Regions from separate parts of the Homo sapiens genome. Here region 2 is linked to region 1. A link is a loop called in an ENCODE intact Hi-C map of the cell type or tissue named here. Cell type or tissue: natural killer cell. All regions are shown on one strand.

Region 1 (8,000 bases):
CCTCCAGCTCCTGAAGGAAGCACAGTGAAGACTCCAGCATGGAAAAGCGTGTCCCACACGGCCTCGGCGCCTCCATGGATGATAGGCATGGGGCACCCCCTTTCCTCTGGAAGGTTCTGGTGGGGGGCAGCACACCGTCCACGGGAGCAACGGCCTCTGCATCTGCCCACTGCAGATTCACTTCGTATTTTTAGTTCCCAAACCTTGACATCCAAGCTCCCGCTCTGTGGCTTCCGCGGCAGCCTGGCAAGCTTCCTGTGAAGTCGCCCGCTGCTGAGCTTCCGCACCCTTCCTCCCGCAGAGCCAGCCAGTCATGGAAGAGCGGGATCATCCCGGAAGGTTGGTGCGACAGGAGTGGGTGGTGAGGAAGGCGAAGGCAGCCTTCTCGGAACCTGGCTCCCTGAGACAGGACATGGAAGCAGGGGTGTCCTCTTCTGTGGAACGTCATTTAGCTTCTTCTCACCCATTCTGCAACACACACACACACACACATACACACACACACAAACACGCCACATGTACACATGCACATATACGCACAAATACACACAGTACACACTGTGCATACACATGCGGCACACACAGTACCCACATGTACACATGCACACATACACACAAATACACACACAGCACACACACATACACACATGCAGTACACACAGTACCCACATGTACACATACACACATATGCACAAATATGCACACAGTACACACGCACATGCGGTACACACAAAGTACCCACCTGTATGCATATGCACATATACACACACAGCACACACACACACACACAGTATACACACAGTACCCACATGTACACATGCACACATCCACACAAATACACACACAGTACACATACATACACACATGCAGTATACACAGTACCCACATGTACACATACACACATATGCACAAATACACACACAGTACACACACAGACACACATACAGTACACACACATAGTACCCACATGTATGCATATGCATATATACACACACAGTACACACACATACACACATGCAGTATACACACGGTACCCACGTGTACACATGCACACATACGCATGAATACACACAGACAGTATGCTCATACACACATGCAGTATACCCACAGTACCCACATATACAAATACACACATATGCACAAATATACACACTGTATGTACACACATGCAGTACACACACTACACACATGTACACATACACACATATGAACAAATACACATAGTACACACTCTGTATGTACATGCACAGTGTACACACATGCAATACACACACAGTACCCACATGTACACATACATATGCACAAATACATGCAAATCCACAAATACACACACGTGCACACATGCAGTACACACACATACACTCAGTACACACATGTACACACAGTACTCACACATACACATGCACAAATACACACATAGAGTACACACACATAGTACACATAAATACACACAGACACACATATCCACACATGCAGTACACACATATACATATATAGTACACAGATACATGTATAGCACACACTTGCACACACGCACACATATACACACATACATCTCTACCAGAGATTTTGCATCTGATAGAATAGATGCTTCTCTTTCACACCTTAAGGCATCTAGGATAACTTTCTTTCTTGTTTTCTAAAATTTTTTAAATGTTTAAAATCCTTAATAGCATAATGAAGATGAAGTCTCTGGAAAAAGAGCAAAAAATCTCAAGAAAAAAACAAAAGCAGGCTGACATGATGACAGAGAGGCAAAAATAGAAAGCTTAAATAAGAAAATAATGGAAGGAAACACAGAGAGAGCAAGATAATAAAATCTACATAGGTTTTAGGATGAAAAACAGCAAAATTGACGTTAAAGAAATTTTCATGTGGAAATTTCTTTAGGATCTCAGGATGTGGAAGAGAAGCCTGAGAATCCTCCTAGACTGAAGATGCAAAGAAAAAGGTAAAAATGTTGAGAGAGTACATGATAAACATGGAGAACAGAGAAAAAAGAGCAAATATTGTACACTTTAAGGAAGAGATCAGGACAGTAGAAATATAAGTTATAATAAAGATGTTGGAGAAAATTTCTAAAGCTGAATAAAGAACTAAGAGTTCAGGCCTAAAGGGGACACAGTGGCCTTGTTTTAAAGATGTGACATTGATAATTAAGGCCAAGCGAGGGAAAAGAACTTGGTCAGGTTTGCAAGATAGGTTGGGTGGTACCTCTCTTATTTTCTTATTTGCCCTGTGCACGTGGGTGTGCAAGGAAAGAGAGAGATGGAAATAGCAGAGAGGAAAAGAATTCAAGGGAGAAATCATCTCAAACATGGCAGTGGGCTCCATGATTAAGACCCTGGTATCAGGCAGGCCTGGCCTGCTTTCCAGCTCCATCACCAACTAGCCAGGAAGTCTTGAGCAGGTCATCTCACTCCTCTGGGACCCGCTTCTCTCTCACACATAAAATAGAGTAAAAGTAGTTGGACCCTCATCATAAGGTTCTCATGAGAGTCTAGTGAGCTAAGGCATGCAAAGCTTTTAATACAGTGGCAGGTACAGAGTAAGCACTTCAAAGAGGTTAGCTACTGTTTCTGATATTTAGAGAGAGAGAGAGAGAGAGAGACAGAGACAGAGAGAGAAAGAAATATGCAGGCAAAGGCTGGATGTGAATGGTCTTAGCCATCTCAGGTTAAAGAATAAGACAAAGGCAAGCAAGACATCAGAGCTTTAGGGAAGTCAAATCCAGGGTTCTGTTCTGCAGGGTAAAGTACATGGGGCAAGGGCATTAATGAAGCACTTCTAGTGGTGGGCATGAATTCTGCATCTCAGCATCCTGGGCCTTCAACCAGGGCCACCATCTCTTTATCCTGCTGTGACATCAGCAAGGTGGCAGGCCCCTGGAGCACAGGTAGGCCTACGGGCTTTCCTATGTGTCCCACCAGAAGTTCCAGATGGTGTAGATGTGCACCAGGCAAGGGGAACACTGGTGTAGCTAGGCTTTAATGACCCAGTTGAGACTAAGCTGCTTTCCCATGGGAGGAAGGCCTGCTCGAGATTCTACACACCCTAAGCTAGACTTCTAGTTTAAGGAGGACTGAAGTCTTCAATCATATCACTTTAAATATACAATGACAAGTCACTTTGGAGAGTCACAAATGTTTTGAGCTGGAAAGAATATTTGAAATTGGGTAGTTAACTGCTCCCATCCCATATCCCAGAGGCGGGAAATTGGGTGCAGGCTGTGGAAATGACTTTGTTAAGCATACACGTCTCCTAATGGCAGGAGGCTAGAACCCAGGGAATCCTATCATGTCATTGATCGAGAATTTGGGTTACGAAGGATTTGTGGTTCCATGGGTTCATTCAGTCTTTCTGACAGAAAGACTGCATCTTTCTGCATCTTATCTGATGCAGATAGAACAGCAATGACTATTCCTGTGTAATTATGAGCAAAGTAAAGCTGCGGGGTTTGTTCTCATAGCTAGTAAGTTGCAATGCTGGGACTAGAATCCAGATCTCAGGACACCCAGACCAACATAGTTTCTACTTAGAATAACCACCCCTCTGGAATTTCAGAAAGAAAATTCTGTGTGCATTTCATTATGATTATATGGCATAACCCTCCTATAAGTTAATGAATCTTTAAAGGGTACAATCAAGAATGAATGAGTTGATTGATAAATGAGCAAATGGTTGCATAAATGAATGAATTGGTTAAATTCTGGGAGAAATAAAATAGATATTCTCATTAAAATTTCAATTGACCTATTAAATGCAGGATCCCCTGGGTCCTCTCTTTCTAGCTGACCTACAAAGCAATGAGGAAATGTTATTGTAGAAATGCCAAATTCTATCCACATTCTCCACTTATTCTTCTCATTCTAGTCTCTTTAAGACAGAATTTCAAGTATAAGCTAACCAGGGGCCTCCCCTCACCCCCCTCATAATTATTATATTATTATATGAGAGATTTGTGGAATTATAGCATCTCTTTTTTGGAAGGAACAGAAGAGAGCTTTCCTTCTGAAGAGAGAAAAGGAAAATGGTTGGTACAGTCCAAAAAGCCTAAGACTTGGGAGTCTCTAGTTATGTGAAAGGATTTAAGAAAATAATATATATTTTTAATGATTCCTCACTCAAAGAAGATACTTGGTTGATTTTAATTGGAGGACTTATGTTCTTCCAAGTCATTAGAGCCAGAGCCCTTAGCTTCACAACTTTGGTATCTTGCAAAAGCGTTTTGAAGTTTATCTTGTGCACTCCAATTCTTAATCTTTTGAATGTCACCTCCTTCGTGAAGCCTTCTCTGATAGCTTCCTTTCCTTTGTCCAGATCAAATAATCACTCTCTACTCTGCACCCTTCTTGAACCCTCTACATTCTTTAATAATTGCAGTGTTTTCCAGAGGTACCCATAAAGGTCCCTCAGTGGCAAACAACAGAACCTAACTCTGGATGACTTTTGCAGAAAAAAGTTAATTTGGACGTTTGAAAGTCAGAAGGAAGGCTGAACAATTAGAATTTGAGAGGATGAGAACTGGACCAACCACCACTGTCGGAATGCATAAGTTTTGTTCATTTTCTTTCCTGTGTCATTCCACTCCGGATTGTCTGAGCTTGTGTACGCCACCTGCCCTTTTCTTGGCCAGAAGATGGCAGAGTTCCTCAACTGACCCGACCCTCCCATCCAAATCTATCTGCTGTTTCTAGAAGATGGGGATGGGTAAAGTGAGAGAGAGGTTCACAGTCCCACCCCCATGGTGTTAATTGTTGACATATGTGTTTGTCCTCTAACCCCGCAAGACTCTGAACATCTTGAAAGCAGGAACTGTGTTTTCTTCAGATGTTCAATTCATGTGAGTCAACATCTCAATGGTGTCAAGGTAATACAAAGAGTATGGCCAAAGAAGGTAGACAGGGCTACTGCCTACCAGATGCAAATGTCTTTTCCAGCCATCTCTGAGAGATTCTCTATGAACACAGATCTGACACCCTTAAGAAGAATCTAAAAGAGCAGCACTGAGCTAATATATTCCATCTTCCTTCAGGTTCTTTTTAGGGGGAGATATAGGATGGCGATAACCTAATGCGACATCTTTTTGTTTCTAGAAGAACTCTGGTAAGTGATGAATGGATGTTAGGGTTTCCAGAACTACCAGAACTAGGTTTCCTTTTCTTTTTTCCTTCCTGCTGCTGAGAATTTATTTCTGGTAGTCATTAAAATTCTGCTCCTACCATTTGTAACAAATGATAGAAAGCACTAGGTACAGTATGTGGAGTATATGTTTATGAAAACGAGAGACGAGTACCTTCCAACACTTTGGGATTTTATGAATGATTTACATCAGGTGCTAAAGTTCACAAATGAAACGTGCGGGAAGCAGATGCTTCGCTTCTTGACTGCATCGTGCCTGCCCATACTGATGGGGAATTGAAAACAGTGAGGTCTCATAAATCAACAAAATCTATTTTTGTGCCTCTTGATCTCCACTCTGAACATCCATATAATACCCAAACAAATGTGCTGAAATTAGTTCCTCAAGAAGCCCTTTATGTTTAGTAACAGTGTGGACATGTTAATAAAAAGAAGAGAGGAATAAAAGTGGACTGGTGGGGGGAGAGGGAAGGCACGGGGATGTGAGTGAAAGAAAACCAAACCTCAGAGTAGATGAACTCTTCCAGAACACTTATTTTTGGAGAATGGGAAAGGAAGTGTGGTGCTGTGCAGAACAGATGAGGAGGACCCGCTCTGGCCATCCTGGGGCTTCCCTAATTTGGAAAGAGAGTTGATCCGGGTAAAGGAGCGTTGTTGAATTGCAAATGAAAAAGAACTCACATCTGGAAATGAACTTTAGTTGGCAATTGGAAAATCATGGAAAGATACTTGTAAGGAAGACAGGGAGCTGATGTTTTGTACTTTTTTCTCCTCTCTCTCTCTTTCTCATTGTTTCTTTCTTTCCTTCCTTTCTTTTTTTCCTCCCTCCCTCCTCCCATCTGCCCCTCCCCTCTCCTCCCCTCTCTTTCTTTTCCCTTCCCCTCCCTCCCTCCCTCCCTCTCTCCCTTCCTTCCTTCCTTGTTCCCTCCCTCCCTCCCTTCCTTCCTTGTAAAATATGGTCTTATAGGAAACATGGTGACTCTGTACAAGAAAAAAGTAGAGCTTTCTTCAGAGTTCTATGCTGGGCCAGGCTCTGTGGAGTAATACACACGATTGTTTTTCTCATCTTGGTATCTCTGCCCCCATCCTGGCTCCAATTCTTTGAGTTTCTCCTCTGATTATTATAAAAAGTCTAGTCTATCACCCTAAATTTGCACTTTAGCATCTTACATGTCTCTTTCATTGTTTCATGTTTTATCGAATCAGTAGAATTTCCAATTTCTTAAAGGCAGAGACTTTGGGGCAGATAATTTGTTATTTCTTTTTTTATTATACTTTAAGTTTTAGGGTACATGTGCACAATGTGCAGGTTTGTTACATATATATACATGTGCCATGTTGGTGTGCTGCACCCATTAACTCATCATTTAACATTAGGTATATCTCCTAACGCTATCCCTCCCCCCTTCCCCCACCCCACAACAGGCCCCGACGTGTGATGCTCCCCTTCCTGTGTCCATGTGTTCTCATTGTTCAATTCCCACCTATGAGTGAGAACATGCGGTGTTTGGTTTTTTTGTCCTTGCGATAGTTTGCTGAGAATGATGGTTTCCAGCTTCATCCATGTCCCTACAAAGGACATGAACTCATCCTTTTTTATGGCTGCATAGTATTCCATGGTGTATATGTGCCACATTTTCTTAATACAGTCTGTCATTGTTGGACATTTGGGTTGGTTCCAAGTCTTTGCTATTGTGAATAGTGCCGCAGTAAACATACGTGTGCATGTGTCTTTATAGTAGAATGATTTATAATCCTTTGGGTATATACCCAGTAATGGGATGGCTGGGTCAAATGGTATTTCTAGTTCTAGATCCCTGAGGAATTGCCACACTGACTTCCACAATGGTTGAACTAGTTTACAGTCCCACCAACAGTGTAAAAGTATTCCTATTTCTCCACATCCTCTCCAGGGCCTGTTGTTTCCTGACTTTTTAGTGATCACCATTCTAACTGGTGTGAGATGGTATCTCATTGTGGTTTTGATTTGCATTTCTCTGATGGCCAGTGATGATGAGCATTTTTTCATATGTCTTTTGGCTGCATAAACGTCTTCTTTTGAGAAGTGTCTGTTCATATCCTTCACCCACTTTTTGATGGGGTTGTTTGTTTTTTTCTTGTAAATTTGTCTGAGTTAATTGTAGATTCTGGATATTAGCCCTTTGTCATTTCTTAAGGGCAGAGACTATCGTGTTTTGGTGTGGGGTTGCAAAACCTAGTCTCCTAAATACCAAGTAGGGGACATTGCCTTGGGCCAGTTCCATTCCTCCAGCATGATAGAGAAGGTAGACTAGGTGCTGTGAACATAAACTTGGTAAGAGGAAGTCTCTCCCTGCAAAGGCCTCCCAGTTGGTGAGGAGGGGTGGATCTGTCTATAATTACAAGGATCTAGAGCCATGCTGGCTTGAGATTCAAAGCACATTGAGAGCCAAAATAAGAAAAGAGCAATTATTTCCAGGGAAGCCCAAGGAGCTTCACAGAGGAGGTAACTTGAGCTGAGCCTGGAAGAAGATGCATTTTGGGGAGTGCAGTAACTGGAAAGGCAGGAATAGATGAAGAAGAGATGCCTATTACTTTTGCTTTTTTTCCTTCCAGCCAGAAGAACCACATTCATTATAATGAAGCAATGGTTTTCTAAATTAATTTGCCTTGGGAATGGTAAGAGTTAAGGTACACCTTACCACTGTGTCTATCTTATATCTGGTAAGGAGTTTATTCATTCACAGTTTCTAGCTGGTTGACTTTTACAAATGAAGCAATAAACACAACAATATTAAATATGCATCTATAATATGTCTTCACATTTATTTCCATTGCCATCATTCTCAAGTACCCACCGAATCCTTTGTTGAATTTTC
Region 2 (8,000 bases), 400 kb after region 1:
ACACAGCAGACAAAGGAAATTGTATTCTATTGTAAGAAAACAAAAGAATAAACAAGGCCCTACTGAAGGGAGATGACAGGTGTTTAGGGTCGTGCCTGATGGCGAGTGAGCGTCCATGAGGTGTGAAGGATTCTGCCCCTGACAGCTCCAGCCGCTGTGGCTACAAGCAGAAATGGAGCCCACTGTTGCCTCATTTTCCAACTTTTCAAGAGAAGCTGAGGCTGTAGATGTAAAATTCCCATTTGAAATATTAGATCAAATGAAAAAATAATAAGGTTGAACAAGTCATAGTCACAGGCTAAATTCAGCACCAGGGACAGCAGGGGTGTGACCTCTGCTTTAGCTGATACTCTCAGGCTGCGGGTCCACAAGGCAGGAATTACTCACCCATCATCCCAGCCTCTCCTCTTTGTGTTACAGACAAAGCTGCAGCACTGCCAAGGACATGGATCTCTCAAGCTCCTGTCTGGCACATTGCAGGAAGTAAGGGGCATGTCTAACCACCACGCTCAGCCAAGCCAAAGAACAAAGGCAGCGGCACTCTCTCTGGACCTTGGGGAATAACACAGCCCTCCCAGGCAGAAGATGCAAGCATTCCTGTTGCAGTGCAATTAGGAGCAGCGAAGAAACTCAGACATGTGCCCCTTCTGTGTTGGCAACTGATATGACAGAACTTCATGAGGTGCAAAATACAGGCTGTGTGTGTGTGTGTGTGTGTGTGTGCACACTCGGTGCTATATGCTGCAGCCCAAGTTTCAGAGTGATTTTTAACTTGAAGCTGATGAGATGGGATATTGTGTCTTTTTTAAAAATGTAACCAACAACAAACTTTGCTTGGTGTAATTTTAGCAAGGACGCAAGTGTGCCAAGGTGCAGTATGTTATTGTTGAACTACTGTTTTGACAAAATAGTATGTATGTGTGGTTGTGTCTGTGAGTATAAAGGAGGCAAGCAAAAAGAGAAAAAATGATATGTACTTTTTAGGGAAGTGAATGCAATAACAGAGAGACAAGAAATTTAGATTAGAAAGCTGTTAAGTTTCACTGTTGTCACAGGTCTTCTTGGAAGCTGTTTGTCTGTAAAGAGGCACCCAAATACTCAGCTAATTCTTAAAACATTTTTTCTAGCAAGTATCTCTGGAGCTTACCCTGTGCTAGGCACAGTAGTAGCCCAGGCCACTCCAAGATGCACAGGACATATTTCTGCTGCCCCATGGTCCACTGGGGACAATTATATAGATCTGCACAGAACTGCCCCATCATTCCATAAGTCACCAGAGTGGACAATATTTTATTGCTATAATTAATGCAAAGCTCTGCTGGTAGTGACTGTCATATAGCAGCATCCCCAATAAATTAATAGGCACAGGGTAAGGTGTTTTGCACTAGTGTTTCTTATTCTCATAACAATATCAGATGAGATCACATTATAAAGGAGGCAAAACAGAGGAAGGCAATACTGCAGAGTGATTAATAGATCAAGGCCTGGTTCAGCCTCTTACTAGTTGAATGACCTTGGTCACTTTACTTAATTGTATTATTCCCCACTGTGCTTGTCTATGATTTATGGATTATAATAATGCTATTGTATTCGTTAGTTTTGGTGCATAACCAACCATCACAAAATCCAGCAGTTTAGGCCACAGCCACTTATTATCATGCATGCATCTGTGATTCAGCTGGGGCATGTCTGATCTAGGCTGGACTCTGCTGAGGGTTCTGATTCCAGGGGCAGCTGCCTTGGGTCTTATTCTCACTGCAGGTCTCTGAATCGGGTGGGTGGCTCTGCTCCACGTGTTCTGTGTTTTTGTGGGGCAAGTGGGCTTGCTAAGGCATATTCTACCTATGGCAATGGCAGAAATGCAAGAGAGCAGGCTCCATCTCAAAAGTGCTTTTGAAGTCTCTGATGACATTACAATAGTGGTGGCCCATTGGTCAAACTGAGTCACATGACCAAACTTAGAGTCATTTAGTGGAGAAGTAGACTCTGCTTCCTAGACACAAAGTGGGGGAAAGAGTATATATTTCTGAGCAATAATATAATCTACTAAGCTATCTTTCCCCCAGAGTTGTTTTGAGAATTGCATCTAAAGAATGATATAAGGTACTTAATAAAAGGTTAGGACACAGTGAGGGATCAATGAAGCAAGATAATTTGTTATTAGTAAGAATTCTCTTTACGTGATGGATGATCCAATTGAGGTAGACGTTAAGTAACTTGTCTAGGATTACACAGTGTCAAGTGAAGAAACATGATTTGAAATCATATTGTCCAAATTCCATTCATTTTGATAGAAACCTATGGACCGTTGGGCACTGGAGGATAGATTCTAAAGATCCAATAAAGGCAGGGTACGCATTCTAAATATACAAGCTGGCCCTATTTAGGAAGGCAGATTACTGTCTTGAATGTTGAGAGAGCAAACCTAGGTGAGCAAAGACCAAATCTAAGTCCTGGGAGCTAGAGTAAGAAAATAAATCACTATGACAACTATGCATTGAGACCCCTGTGTACCAAGTCCAGGGTGAGGAGACCAGGGGCCTGGGCCCTCCGGTGAGAGCTAATGATTGTTCCTTTGCTGTGCCTGCTTAAAGGCTCTACAGCCTGACCCCACACACTGGCCCTGGGGAGCGTGTGCCGGCGGCTGGAGCTCTCCCTTCTCTTTTCAGCCAGTCAGTGGGAAGAAAGAGATTTCCTCTAGAACCTTTCATTTGCTAACATTTATTTTCCTCCTCTGATCTTTCTTTTCCTCCCCTGAGGACCTTGAGTTTATAAGTATTAAATTTTTTAGAACTCTCTGAAAGTACTACATTAAATGCAGACAAGGCTGACGGGTTCCCTGGGCATTTGGTGCTAATTTCTAGCATGCCCCTTGTATATTGGCTTAAGTCACTTGCTTATATGTTGCAGTCTACTTCCTGCCCTCTCTTCACTCTGTGCCCTCAATCCCTAGATGGCAAACCCATTGTAACGTTGTACCCAGCACATGCTTTAACCAGGTCACCCATTCAAAAATGGGTGAGTGAATGAATGATGGATGAAAAAATGTGGTGAATAAATAAATGAGTCAACCAATTATACATAAATGGATATATGGGTGAATGAAGAAGTAGATGGGTCAACGGGTGGGTGCCAGAAGGTGAGGGGGAACATAAAAGAGTAGGTGACCTTTAAGCCCCAATTACAATTAGTCTTTGTCAACAACTTTTCTTCTGTTCTCACACTACTAATAAAGATATATTTGAGACTGGGTAATTTATAAAGGAAAAAGGTTTAATGGACTCATAGTTCTACATGGCTGGGAAGGACTCACAGTCATGGCAGAAGGCAAAGGAGAAACAAAGTCATGTCTTACATGGTGGAGGCAAGAGGGCAGGTGCAGGGGAACTTCCCTTTATAAAACCATCAGATCTCGTGAGACTTATTTACTATCATGAGAACAGCATGGAAAAAACCTGCCCCCATGACTCAATTACCTCCAACCAGGTCTCTCCCATGACACTTGGGAATTATGGGAGCTAAAATTCGAGATTCAGGTGGGGACACAGCCAAACCATATCAACTAGCAAGCACATCTTGGTCAAGAAGATCTATTAATTACATTTATTGCATCAACTTTAACTCAGAACCTGTAGGAAGGAGGGGTCTTGCATTTGTGTCAGTAGGGCTGTCTTGGTAGTACAGTTTTGAGGGAGATTATAAAATTTGAGACAAACTCCTGGCTTCTGATAGACACTTGGGTAAATTACTAATACAGCAGGGCAGAGAATTCAAGCATGGTATCTGAACTCATTCAGCTACAGTCTCTTGTTTATCTGTCAGGAAAGCAAATGGAACCTGCGATCTGTGTATTTAGGGGTGTTCTTGAGGGAGATGTTATTGAGGGGGCGGGGCATAAATTGCCATGCAATTCTAATGGAACCTTTCAGACCACTCTGCACTTCTGAGTTGACAGTGACCTCCTATGGCAAGGCAGGACATGGCACTGATACACAGGGAACCCTGGATGGTGACTCCTGGGAGGCACTCAACATGAACTTACCCACTCTCTAGATTGGCTGCCACCTGAATGATCTCTTTCTCCTCTTACTTCCAGTGGAACTCTTTCTTGTAGCTCTCTTTTGATTCTAAGCTGCCTTAGACTCTCACTGACCTTAGACTCTCATTGACCTTGTTGTAGGCTACAGACAACTGGAGAGTAATCTCTGTGTTAACTCATCTCTAGCTGACCAGAAGGTGCTATTTTAGCTGACTGTGGGATAATGGTGACAAGATGTCATTTCCAACTATGCTGATTCTTCTGAGCGTGCAGGAGCACCTTTGTTGGAAAAAGTGATGGGAGATTAGAGAGAGGAGAAACCACTAGAGTAGACTCTGGAGTGGCCGTGGAGTCACATCTTAGAAGTGATGGCATCAGAGCTGGGCTGTTATAAGTAAAAACAACTTCAGAGTGCAGGGACGGAGAGAGAAGGGGTTTATGGCAGAGGGTGGGAACCCACAAGCAACATGTAAACTGAAAGGAACCAGATGCTTAGGGTATGAGATCTTGAGAAGGCTGACATGGTTAAATCAGTTCACTCCCTGGGCATGAATGAAAAGTCCAAAAATTATTTACAAAAGCATCCACTTGCATTTCATTCCCAAGTGGTCTTTTAAATGCCCAACAGGATTTGGTAGGTTTGGTGAACCCAGCCAAGCTCCATCAAGCAGTAAAAGACTCGAGTGTCGTATAACACAGCCTAGTGGAGTCTACTCCACAGTTCTGCTCATGGCCACTGACATGTCCTCACCCTGCAACTTCATTCACCAATTCCTTGTTTCTAGGTGTTCCAACCTTATATAGGAATATCTTCATCATGTTCTGCTTCTCATTTCCATCTCTGTAGTTGAATGTGGTCTTCTCTTCCTGGGGGATGAAGGATTAACTGTACACATTTACTTTCTTGAGGGCCTTTTAACTAGTTGCCTGGCTTAGTCTATCTTTTTAATGCCTCTGATTACTGGGGTAGGGGATAGGAATTTTGGTCATAAGATGTTCTAAGGACATACTTCTATCTGCATAAAGTATTTCTAACATGTAGAGCTTAAATAAATATCCTTCTTCTAAGTCCTCATGTCCTCATGTCTACACTGACTATCGATATAAGACAGCCATGGGAAATATGACTAGAAAGGCAAGTAGAGGCCATTACTCAATTGCTAATGATGGAAACACACAAACTTGTCTGAGATCTGGACTCAGTAAATAGCATATAACATGGCATTCTAGATGATTTTCTTCAAATGATAGTCTGAGCATTTTCACATGGCATCATGAATTCTCAAAGTCATAACATAGCCCTGACTTTGAGCTTCATCTTCTATCTCTCTTCACTATTTCATTCTCACTTGAGCCACATGAAGATATTTATCATTCCTTGAACATGCTGAGAACTTGCAGAATTTGAGACTTTGTGATGTTCTTCTTGTAGCTTCATGTGCCCTTATTCACCATCCCCATCTGGCAAATCCATTAGACCAAGGTCCAAAAGCTCATCTTAATATTTACGCTCACTTTTAATATTTGGGACATGACAATGAGAGTACTTTATTGTATGATATATGCCTGCCTTACTCACCAGTTTGTGAGTAGCTTGAGAGCCAGAACCCATTGTCATGTTTGCCACCTTGCAGGTCCTCAGTAAATGTTTACTGGAGGAAAGAATGAATGAGTGTATGAATCAATGAATGCCTAAGTGAGGCAGTCAACTAATGAATGAAATGAGTAGACGAAAAAGTAAATAAATATGGAACAAATGAATGAATCAACACATGAGAAGTTGAGCACAGCAATCAAGAAAACAAGTGAATACGTGAATCAGTTAGTGAGAGCGGGTGAATATATTTAGGATGGATGGGAGAGCCTCCTGGATACTCCAGAGAGGTTGGAGAATTCCTTTTTACATATAATGAAATATGGGACTGAATCAGGCTATCCTTGTGTGACTATCCCAACTGGTTCCTTCCTCCCTCATCAAATGACTGAGCCAAATATAAAAACCAGAATGCCATGCTGACTAAGGTGAGTGATTTGGAGTAATAATAAAAATGTGTTGTAAAAAATTGTTCCTATTAGATGGAGGTATGAATGATGTTAATTTTTCACCTTCCAGTATGCTTCTCACAGGAGCTCATCAAAAAAGCCACCCCAGATTCACCAATTTTCTCCTAAGAAGACAAAAAGATCTGGAAAGTAGCTCCCAGCTTGGGAGCTAGGATCTAAGAGGTACCTTAAAGATTTTTGTGATGGTGACACCGGGACTGCACTTCTGGTTTTGTGAGAAGCTTTGGACAGTGTCTATCAAATGGGAAGAATTTTACAATGAGTTTGGAATCATCCTGACTGCACCTGCATCCCCATCCCCAGCCCCTATCAAGGAAGCCAACACTTACTTTCAAGTATGAGAGACCCTGCTGGATGCTTAGCTTTAGGAAAGTGGAATCATGGACAGACATCAAGACTTATAAATACCAGGACATAATCCACACAGAAATCAGGAATTAGTTGAAAAAAAAAAATCTAGGTACCTGCATATTTGGAGAGAGTGCTAGCGGGGAAAAACCCAAAACCTTGCAAATTTTTAAGAAGGAGGCTGACTTTGCTGCCCCTCCCCTCCTCACACTGCAATGTGGGCTCTAAGCCAAAATTCTCACTTCTAGAGAATATTTTTTCTTTCTCTCTCTTTTTTTTTCAAATATGCATTTCTTAATTTTGGGGGGACCCAAATAGACTTTGCTAACTTAGGTTCCTTCAGACCTATCAAGCCCTAGTGTAATATGACTGGATAACTCCAAAGCATTTTCACAAATTGTAAGTGGAGTCAGAATGTGGAGAAAATCCCCTATAAAGCACTGACCCAGTGTAGGTTATGGTGCAATCTAGACAGGCCATGGGTGGCAACTACAGTAGATCATTGGGTATAAAAAAGAGAGGAGGGACCATTTTTGACACCACGGAACCAATATTTAGTTTAGATTTTTATTTTTTATTTTTTTATTTTTGGCTTTTGGCTGCTAGGGCTGCTGGGGAGCTGTTAGCTGTTAGAGACTTTGAGCAAGTACAAGATATTGGTGCCATGTTGTTTTATAAATGCAGCAGGCATAAAAGGAGGAATCATTTTAAGTATTTGGAATTTTTCACATAGCCACCTGTATTAGTCCTTGTGTATTATTAAAAAGGAATACCTGAGGCTGGGTAACTGATAAAGAAATGAGGTTTAATTGGCTCATGGTTCTACAGGCTATATAAGCATGGCACCAGCATCTGCTCAGCTTCTGGTGAGGCCTCAGGAAGCTTTTAGTAATGGCAGAAGGTGAAGGGGGAGACCGCGCATCATATGGTGAGACAGGAAGCAGTAGAAAGGGGAAGGGGAGGTTCTAGACTTTTACACAACCAGACTTCACATGAACTGAGTAAGAAGTCACTCATCACCAAGGGGATGGCACCAAGTCATTCATGAAGGATCTGCTCCTATGACCCAAACACCTCCCACCAGGCTCCACCTCTAACATTGGGGATTATAACTCAACATGAAATTTAGAGGAGAAAACATGCAAACTATATCAATCAAACCCTGGCACCACCCCAAATCTCATGTTCTTCTCATACTGCAAAATACAATCAAAATCTTCTCACATTGCAAAATACCCTCCCAATAGTCCCACGAAGTTTTAATTCATTCCAGTGTCTAGTCCAAAGTCCTGATTCTCATCCGAGACTCATCTTGTTCCACTATGAGCCTATAAAATCAAAACAAGTTATTTACTCCCAAGGTAAAATGGTAGTACAAGTATTGGGTAAACATTCCTGTTGAAAAAGGTAGAAATTGGCCATCAGAAAGAAATAACAGGCCCTACACAAGTCCTAAGCCCAGCAAGGCAGTCATTGAATCTTAAAGCTACAAAGTATTCTCCTTTGATTCTTTGTCTGGCATCCAGGGAACACGCGTGCAAGGGAAACT

What was found. Peaks named below come from ENCODE experiments on the same cell type or tissue, not always from the same donor. Only the 100,000 strongest peaks of a DNase experiment are listed, where the experiment ranks them.
Region 2: it touches region 1 in a loop (2.7-fold over the local background); 4 of 110 quality-filtered maps call a loop at or near these places.

Annotation. Positions count from the first base shown.
Region 1 is chr14:97,180,734-97,188,733 of GRCh38, forward strand. No RefSeq gene overlaps it. Among named protein-coding and RNA genes, the nearest start is that of LINC02304, 30 kb to the left of the region's middle. RefSeq lists an enhancer at 1-213. In natural killer cell, no CTCF peak of the experiment used is centred here; a DNase peak (open chromatin) is centred at 4,648.
Region 2 is chr14:97,580,778-97,588,777 of GRCh38, forward strand. It overlaps LINC02325 (long intergenic non-protein coding RNA 2325), which reads left to right. Exons shown (of 5, transcript NR_110166.1): 5 at 421-606. Among named protein-coding and RNA genes, the nearest start is that of LINC02291, 100 kb to the right of the region's middle. In natural killer cell, no CTCF peak of the experiment used is centred here; no DNase peak of the experiment used is centred here.